Regions from separate parts of the Homo sapiens genome. Here region 2 is linked to region 1. The links are chromatin contacts, found by Hi-C in ENCODE. All regions are on one chromosome and are shown on one strand. Each heading gives the region's core, a stretch centred on a gene start or an enhancer-like site at or near the end of the contact. The rest is flanking DNA. Distances are from core to core; before and after follow the strand shown.

Region 1 (4,827 bases), core at 223-2,722:
TTTTTTAATTTTATGAAATATGACAGTGAAAAAAATTTAATATAATTTTATGACTTTATGCATAATGAAATAAACTAAATATTAGAAGTAGAAAAATATATAGACAAGCCTAATCTGAAAAAGAGATAAATATCTTTATTTTCTGACTTCCACAGTAATTACTTAGAAGAAATCCTTCTAAGAGAAAGTCATGAATATTTATTAAGTGTTGAAATGGGATATCACCCACTATGAACATATTATTCCCTGAAATTACAAGTCTATGTAAAATACTCTTTGCAGTTTTTATTTGCCCATTTTACCCACAGCAAGCATCTTTTATGCATATTAACAATTTTCTATTGTTTATTCTATAGGTTTCTTCTATCTTATACTATGTTCTAAAGTCTCAGATAATGTGACATAAACACGTAGATGATATTAATATACGCATGCATGTTTGATTATTGACTAACATTTTTGGCTTAGTAAGCTTTTAAAATGAGCCATAATGTTTTCATGTCATCATTATTAAATATAAAATCTATATGTAAAAAATAAAGCATGTATAATAATAATAGTCAAATACCACATCTGATTTCTTTTTCTTTCTAAATTAAGTGAAAGTGACCATTCTTACTATGCAAACTAAAGGGGATACAAAAATTTTAATTTATGCATTATATTATGTACAGGAAAATTCTATAAAAAGTACATTAGAACTTTTAACAATTAATATTTTGGAGGTTATAAATTCAGTCATAGCCTGTGGAATCTAGTTCTATTTCTAACCCTTAGCTTTATCTGCCATGGCTATAGTTTCTTTTTAATTCTAAAACTAAGGTTAACAAATATGATTGTGGCTGGGAGCGGTGGCTCACTCCTGTAATCCCAGCACTTTGGGAGGCGGAGGTAAGCGGATCACCCAAGGTCAGGAGTAGGAGACCAGCCTGGGCAACATAGTGAAACCCCATCTCTACTAAAAATACAAAAAAATTAGCCAGGCGTGGTGGTGGGCGCCTGTAATCCGAGCTACTTGAGAGGCTGAAGCAGGAGAATTGCTTGAACCCAGGAGGTGGAGGTTGCAGTGAGCTGAGATCGTGCCACTGCACTCCAGCCTGGGAGACAGAGCAAGACTCTATCTCAAAAAAAAAAAAAAATATGTGTGTGTGTGTGTGTGTGTGTGTGTGTGTGTGTGAGATTAAATAAACTTAAAAGGTCTTATACAAACCTAGGTGAAAATATTTTTCTAAGGCAAGCTGAACTGAGTATTTTTTAATTCTATGCAACAAAACCACAAAAACCTGTTATAGACATCTTTAGACTATCAGAGTTTAAGTTTAAAACACTAATGACAGTTTTTAAAATAAATTTTATATAAAGCAAGATCAAACCAAATTGTGTGAAAATTTTCTTACCTCAGCTGTTAACTTCTTTTGCAGAATGCTAAATTCTTGTTCTAACTGGACATTTTGGTGATTTGGCTAAGAAAGGAAAATGGGTGGTTCAATTCAGATTTAAAATGTTCCTCTAGCAAACTGAAATAGTTTCTGTAGAAAAAGAGGAAGTTTATCAATAGCTGGTTCCGGAAGTGCAATAAACCACAAAGTGACTAAGAAATATATTACTTTAACAGAACTTATTTTGAAATACATTTTGGAGCCCTATGATTTGAGTGCTTTTAATTATGTAAATAAATATTTGAGATACTCTAGTAATATGATTATGTAAATTAAATATTTAGGATGGAGTCCCGAAGAGAAAATTACATGTTCTAAGAAGAAAAGCTGCCAGTTGGGTTATCACTTACAGTGAGATTTCTTCTCATAAGAAGTGAGTGATGTGTTCTGTTTACTTGTATGACCTTAGGCAAGACTCTGCACTTCTGAGTCACCGTTTCCTCCTCTAAAGGAATATTTTATTGGGTTATTGTGAGGATTAAATAAGATAGCATAATATAACATGTATAAATGCCTCACCAACTGCAGGTAACCAATAAATGTAATGTTATTTCCTCATAATATAAAAAGTCCAGGGTAAAAGTATAATTACATTATTTTGCAAATGACAGGATCTCATTCTTTTTTATGGCTGAATAATACTCCATTGTGTATATGTACCATATTTTCTTTATCCATTCATCTGTTTATAGACACTTAGGTTGCTTCCAAATCTTGGCTGTTGTGAATAGTGTTACAACAAAAGTGGGAGTGCAGATGTCTCTTTGTACAGTTTTCCTTTCTGTTGGGTATATACCTAGCAGTGGGATTGCTGGATCATATGATAGCTCTATTTTTAGTTTTTTGAGGAACCACCAAACTGTTCTCCATAGTGGTTTTACTGATTTACATTCCCACTAACAGCGTACGAGAGTTCCATTTTCTCCACACCCTTCCCAGCACTTGTTATTGCCTGTCTTTTGAGTATAAGCCATTTTAACTGGGGTGAGATGAGGTATCATTGTAGTTTTGATTTGCATTTCTCTCATCAGTGGTGCTGAGTACCCTTTCGTATGCCTGTTTGCCATTTGTATATTTGTAATTAAATTATTTTGACCAAATATTTTACTAGTGACTTTTGAGTTCAAGTTCTCAACTATTTATTTGATTACCCACAAAGTAGTTACTTCTCAGTGGAAAATAAAATAAATTGGGGATCATTTTTTAAATAAGAAGTTAACTAAAGTTAACTTGTTACTAAAGGGTAATGAGGGGTTGGGGAGATGGTGTTACCAGTTAATAGGTACAAAAAACAATAGAAAGAATGAATAAGACCTATTTGATAGCACAACAGAGTGACTGTCATTAATACCATAATTATACATTTTAAAATAACTAAAAGTGTAATTGGATCCTTTGTAACACAAAGGATAAGTGCTTGAAGGGATGGATACCCCATTCTCCATGATGTGATTATTTCACGTTGCGTGACTGTATCAAAACATCTCATTACCCTTTAAATATATACACCTACTATGTACCCACAAAAATTTAAAATACAAAAAATTTTTAAGTTAACTAAACAAAGTGTATTGAAAGGAGTGAGTCCATCTGAATAAAAATTTCTTTGAGTAAGTCACCTTTCCTCTCTTGAAAAATGGAGATCATAATTCCTAATTTATAAGCTTATTGTGGAATTAAATAAATGTAAAGTGCCTTGGATGATGCATATTATAGTAGGTACGGAATGTGTTAACCCATGCACTGCTTTTTCCTGGTCACTGCGGGAAACACAGGTTATTATGACCTTGTTCTTAACTTCAGGGTACTTATAGCTTGGTGCAAAAAGAATAGTTTTTTTTTATGGGCTCCTACTATAAAGCATAATATAATCAAATGCTATAAAGCTTTTGATTCACTGGTTTTTGGAAGTATTGTTGTTTTTACGGACAGGGTATTGCTGTGTTGCGCAGGCTGGTCTTGAACTCCTGACCTCAAGCAATCCTCCTGCCTCAGCCTCTCGAGTAGCTAGGACTACAGGCACATGCTACTATGCTCGCTGGCTGGCTTATTTATTTATTGTAAAGATGAGGCTCTTACTTTGTTGTGCAGGCTGGCCTCAAACTCCTGGCCTCAGGTGATCCTCCCAGGATTATAGGTGTAAGCCACTGTGCCTAACCTGATTCACTATTTTTAAATCCCTGAATTAAGCTGGTGAACTGTAATACCCAGGGGTAGGGAATGTGTTTTTGTTCAAAACTAAATGACTTTTAAATTTTGAACTCAAAGATATCTTACCTACCATTTTAAAATACCTGTCATTTGGAAAGGAAACACTTCTGTTTGTTCAGTAACTATCATTGGATAGTACCATTCTGAGAGTATATGTTTAATAGCCAAGATAGTGAGTGGTGAATTTTAAATATTCTTTTAAATATCCTTGTGGTAGAAGCTCTCTGGTGAGAAAATGTTTGACCAGTATGTTGAATATGAAAGTAATTTCCTATTTTTATGATGATATTAATTTCTTTTAATTTTCTCTGACACGTGTTTATTTATGACCCTTGATTCAAGGAGTGCTTTGTGTTACTCCTGGATGTACTGGTGCACAATCTCAAATTTTCAATTTTTGCACAGAATGGGAAGTCTGCCCAGTTTCATTTCTAATCTGGGTTATTTTTCCCCTCAAAAGATAACCTGATTTCAGTCACCATGACTGGCATGAATATTCTCATGCTTTCCTTTTTACTTTGTTAACACTTAACTTTATCTGGAATAATATTGTTATGATTTCTCGTTTAGAGAATAGATTTGTTTTTTACAAATTGCTAATAAATTGATAATAAAAATGATGCTTTATTTTTTTCCTCTCATTTTAATAATAGCTAGACGTTTGAATTTGATGACCAAGAGCAGTTATCACCTTGAGAGTTACGTAAAAATTACCAATGCTTAGAGTTCACCCCATTCCAGTTGCATCAGAAGGAAGACATGGGAATTAGGCATTGGTGTTTTTTAAAAACTCTTCAGGTGATTCTGACATGCAGCCAGGGTAAGAATCACTAGCTTAGAAGGGAGAGTAAGATTGTAGTCATACTTGGGAAAAAACATATAAAAAATATTTTTAAAATGGTTACTATATTGCCCGAAATAAATGCCCAGTAAGGGATGAGATTTTTGAAATGTGGCCTGATCTTAGCCCTGTGTTAATTTCAGTAGATATTTGGAAAGTCTCTCAAACCAATTTTTGTAATATATTTAATTGAAGATGGGGGGGTTCTCAACTTAAATGTAAGTCATTATTTTACTTGAAGCCAGTTTCTTTAAAGGTTAAATTATAACCTGAAGTATGCAGTTTTCCAGATTTGAACACACACACACACACACACACACACACACACACACCCCT
Region 2 (4,240 bases), core at 28-2,527, 830 kb after region 1:
ATTACAACTTTTTAGTGACTTTTTAATATAATAATGATAGCTGAGATCAGTAGAGCACACGCTCTGAGTCTGGCACTGTACCAAATGCTTGACAAGTATTATAGTATTTATTACTCACAACCATCTCAAGAGGAAGGTATTATCATCATTATTTCCATGCTACAGAAGAAGGAACAGTGGCTGAGGGAAGTAAAAATAAAAGCACTTAGTCGAGATCACAGAGCTATTATGTGGAGCCTAGATTCAAACCCAGGAAATTTGCCAGCAACTCTTAACTGCTGCAAGAGACCACATGACTTCTCCTAGGAGAAAGGGAAGTTGGTATTACGCACATTTCATTCCCTTTAAGTGTTTATTGTGTAATATTTAAGATAGAAAAAATGTACATTATGCACAGATAGTGCTTCCTCATTAATTTATGTATTTTATATTTCCCACTGTGTGCCAAGTATTAGGGATGTGATATATATTCGCACGCGTATGTATATATATATATTTGCCATTGTGTACCAAACATTAAGCATGTAACAACAAATTCCTCCAGATGGAGAGGGTCACGAGAAAATTAAGGCAATGTTAGAAAAATCATCTAGAGTTTATTATCGAGTGCCACCTCCGTGTCTAGCATTACGCTGGGTAAGCCTGAGTAAAGAAGAGTGTCCGAAAACCCTGCCATAAAATAAACTACATAGACAGAAAAAAAGTCACTTAGTTTGGTTATAAAGAAAGGAGTCTTGTTCACACAGCGTAAAAACGAATCTTATAATCGTATTTTATAAGCATCAGAGGCAAAAGCAACTAGGGTGACGGGCTTTGGGGAGTGGAAAGCGCCGGATCCTGGGAGCCAGTCGCCCTACTCGATCAAGCATTTTCTGACGGCCCTATCCAATAACGTGGGGACGCAGCTGAAAACCATGCAAGCTGATCGCTGCCCTCCCGGAGTTTATGGTCTGGTGAGAAGATCCCTGCTCTGAGTCACTGCCAAGCTCTAGCTATGTGACTTTGAACAGGGAATTTCTGTCCCTATCTATAAAATAAACGGGGTTAAACCAGGGAATCCGCCATTCAAATTCCTGGCCCAAGTGTCTCCGGGGTCGCGGTGCCCAAAGGAGGGTGGGCGAGGCTCCCTGGGCCTGCGCTGCGGCGGCCTGACAGCGGGAGCGCTGTTCCGGCGCAGAGCGCGTTCGCGTTCCGAAAGCGCGTGTCCCTCGCCGCGTGCCGTCGTCCCCGCCGCCGCCGCCGCCGCCGCCGCCGCCGCCGCCGCCGCCGCCGCCGCCACAGCCCGCTGGGCCGGAGGAGGCGGAGCTGGCGCTGTCCCGGCTCTCTTGCGGGGAAGCAACTGAGGGGGCGGCGCGGCGGGCCCCGGCGGCCGAAGAGGCTGGCAGGTGGCGCCGTGGGGTGGGTGCTCCTGGTGAGAGGAGTCCACTCCGTGCGTGCGGGCGGAGGCCGGCCCCCGAGAGCCGCCGACATGAAGAAAGACGTGCGGATCCTGCTGGTGGGAGAACGTGAGTCCGCACCCTCTGGCCGGCCCCTGAGTCCCTGCCCTCCCTGCCCCTGCAGCCCCTGTCGCCCCTGTCGCCCCTGCAGCCCCAACCTTTGCAGCCCCGGCCCTTCTCGCGCCTCACAGCTCCGCTCGCCTTTCTCCGCGTTCCTAGGCCTTCCAGCCCCTTCACTCTTCTCTTTTGGCTGGCCGCCGGCGGCCCTCACCCTGTCACCTCACCTGGGCCCTCCAGAGATCTCCTTTCCCTGTTCCCCAGCCGTCCTCCCAAGCCATGTCCCTATTAGCCCTAACCGCCCGACCTCATCCCTCCGAAGCTTCTCTCCTCCTTTTCCTCTTCGAACCCTGTCCTTCTGGGCCTCACAGTTTCCCAGGCCGCCTCCTTTCAGACCTTCTTGTCTTCTGGAGATTCCCTTATCACTGCCAGGCAGGTGCTGGAATAAGCAGACTGACCAATAGGGATTGCGTGAACCGGCTCCCGGGGAAGCTGGGGGAGGGGTGCAGAACTATTCGACTTGTGGGCAAGGTCAGGTTTCTGCATTTTTTTGGCACTCGCAGTCTTCACTCTCTCTATGTATTGACATTAAGATATGAGTAGTGGAAAGGGCCGGATCCTTTTTAGCAGTACTTGTACTTTGCATTGGACTAACTCCTCGTACTCGAGATATTTCATCAAAAATTTTTACTCAACTTCGAGTTATGCAAGCGCTCAATGAATTAGAATTATCTGGGGAGGGTCCAATTGTTGTTACCCTAAAGCGTAATCTTTGCCCTCTTTTTAAGCATTATTTATTCCATAGTTACTTCGTAGTTAACTTATTAATAACCACAGGCACACAGACATTTGATATCTCCCCCCACCCAGAAATTTCATACATTTCACCTTTTGAAAATATAATAAAGGAGAGTTCCCTCTGTTCACTGACATGAGGACGCAACAGCGGGGACTTCTTGATTTCACTCTGCAAGTTATGTAACTCAGTTGCTAGGACTAAAATAAGAAAGTGGGCCAGGGATAACTGGATTGTTTGTTTTAAAGAGTTAATACATTCGTTAATAGTCTGCCATTGCTGTTTCGAAGCATTCTGTTTTAAACCATTATTTCATTCTTGGTAACCCCTCAGGGTCACCGTGATGGAATCCCAAGGAAGAAAGTTAACACGTTTTTACCCTCTTCTGTAGTGTTCTTTGAGTTCATTGAAATTTCATCCACCTGCTGTTTGGAGAAATCTTCCTTTAGAATTAGAATTTAGGAGTAAGCTTAGCCAGCCATAGTTTACTTTTTGATTTGCAGTTGTAAATTTTTATTTTTATTTATAACTATATCTTAATCTGTATTTTTCATGGACTTCCTTGACAAGGTTCAGGAAGGTGTTATTTAACATATAATTCATGCTTATGCTTTTGGAGCAAGGTAGGGAAAGTGAGTAGACGACTTGCTTAAAAAACTGATCCTTAAATATATGATGAAATAGTTTGTTGTTGTTGTTGTTTTGAGACAGAGTCTCGCTCTGTCACCGAGGCTGGAGTGCAGTGCCTGGGATTACAGGCACTGTGGCTCATGCCTGTAATCCCAGCACTTTGGGAGGCCAAGGCAGGCAGATCACTTGAGGTCAGGAGTTCGAGACGAGCCTGGCCAACATGGTGAAACCCCGTCTCTACTAAAAATACGAAAATTAGCCGGGTGTGGTGGCACACACCTGTAGTCCCAGCTACTCTGGAGGCTGAAGCAGGAGAATCACTTGAACCCTGGAGGAGGAGGTTGCAGTGAGCTGAGACATGCCAGCCTGGGCAGCAGAGCAAGACTCTGTCTGAAAAAAAACCTTTAATAATGCTCCCACACAGCTGGGTGAGGTGGCTTATACCTGTATTCCAAGCACTCTGGGAGGCTGAGGCAGGAGGATCACTTGAGGCCAAGGAGTTTGAGACCAACCTGGGCAATGTAGTGAGATCCTGTCTCTACAAAAAATTTAAATATTAATGGCTGGGCACAGTGGCTCACTCCTGTAATCCCAGCACTTTGGGAGGCTGAGGCAGGAGGATTGCTTGAACGCAGGAGTTTGAGACCAGCCTGGGCAACATAGTGAGACCCCGCCTCAAAAAAAAAAAACCACAACACTATTAGCTAGGCATGGTGGTGTGCACCTGTAGTCCTAGCTACTGGGGAGGCTGAGATGAGAGAATTGCTTGAACCCAGAAAATCGAGGTTGCAGTGAGCCATGATCACACCACTGCACTTCAGCCCAGGTGACAGAGCAAGACTGTCTCTTAAAGAAAAAATTAATTTTTAATGGCTGGGCACAGTAGCTCATGCCTGTAACCCCAACACTTTGGGAGGCCAAAGTGGGCAGATCACCTGAGGTCAGGAGTTTGAGACCAGGAAACTGACCAACATGACGAAACCCAGTCTCTACTAACAATACAATAATTAGTCAGCTGTGGCAGCACGCACCTGTAATCCCAGCTACTCAGGAGGCTAAGGCAGGAGAATGGCTTTCACCCAGGAGATGGAGGTCGCAGTGAGCTGAGATCACACCACTGCATTCCAACCTGGGGGACAGAGTGAGACTCTGTCTCAAAAAATATATATATATATTGATAATAGTAAACAGGATAGTTTTCATTTTAATGGAGTCTTCTTTTTAAATTAAATTGAGATATATTTGTTTTCTACTAGTTAAGTTCCTTAAGAAAATGGAACTGTTATCTTCTTTTAAAATGAATCTGGCAGATCTTTAACTG

Evidence for each region. Hi-C counts contacts between places; a loop is a spot of excess contacts on that map. Pooled maps may share reads with other maps.
Region 2: a loop to region 1 is called in a pooled map, with 4 times the contacts of the local background. The contact joins the promoter of RHOT1 here to the promoter of EVI2B in region 1. A Hi-C loop is called at or near these places in 5 of 50 pooled maps.

Annotation. Positions count from the first base shown.
Region 1 is chr17:31,312,582-31,317,408 of GRCh38, forward strand. EVI2B (ecotropic viral integration site 2B) reads right to left here and starts at 1,473. Exons shown (of 2, transcript NM_006495.4): 1 at 1,398-1,473. The region is part of intron 36 of NF1 (neurofibromin 1); the gene reads left to right. EVI2A (ecotropic viral integration site 2A) reads right to left here. Exons shown (of 2, transcript NM_014210.4): 2 at 3,829-4,827.
Region 2 is chr17:32,141,225-32,145,464 of GRCh38, forward strand. RHOT1 (ras homolog family member T1) reads left to right here and starts at 1,278. Exons shown (of 20, transcript NM_001033566.3): 1 at 1,278-1,505. The coding sequence starts at 1,469. It overlaps LOC105371730 (a long non-coding RNA gene), which reads right to left and starts at 1,911. Exons shown (of 2, transcript NR_136413.1): 1 at 1,801-1,911; 2 at 2-1,489. RefSeq lists an enhancer at 609-778 and silencers at 1,239-1,468, 1,499-1,558.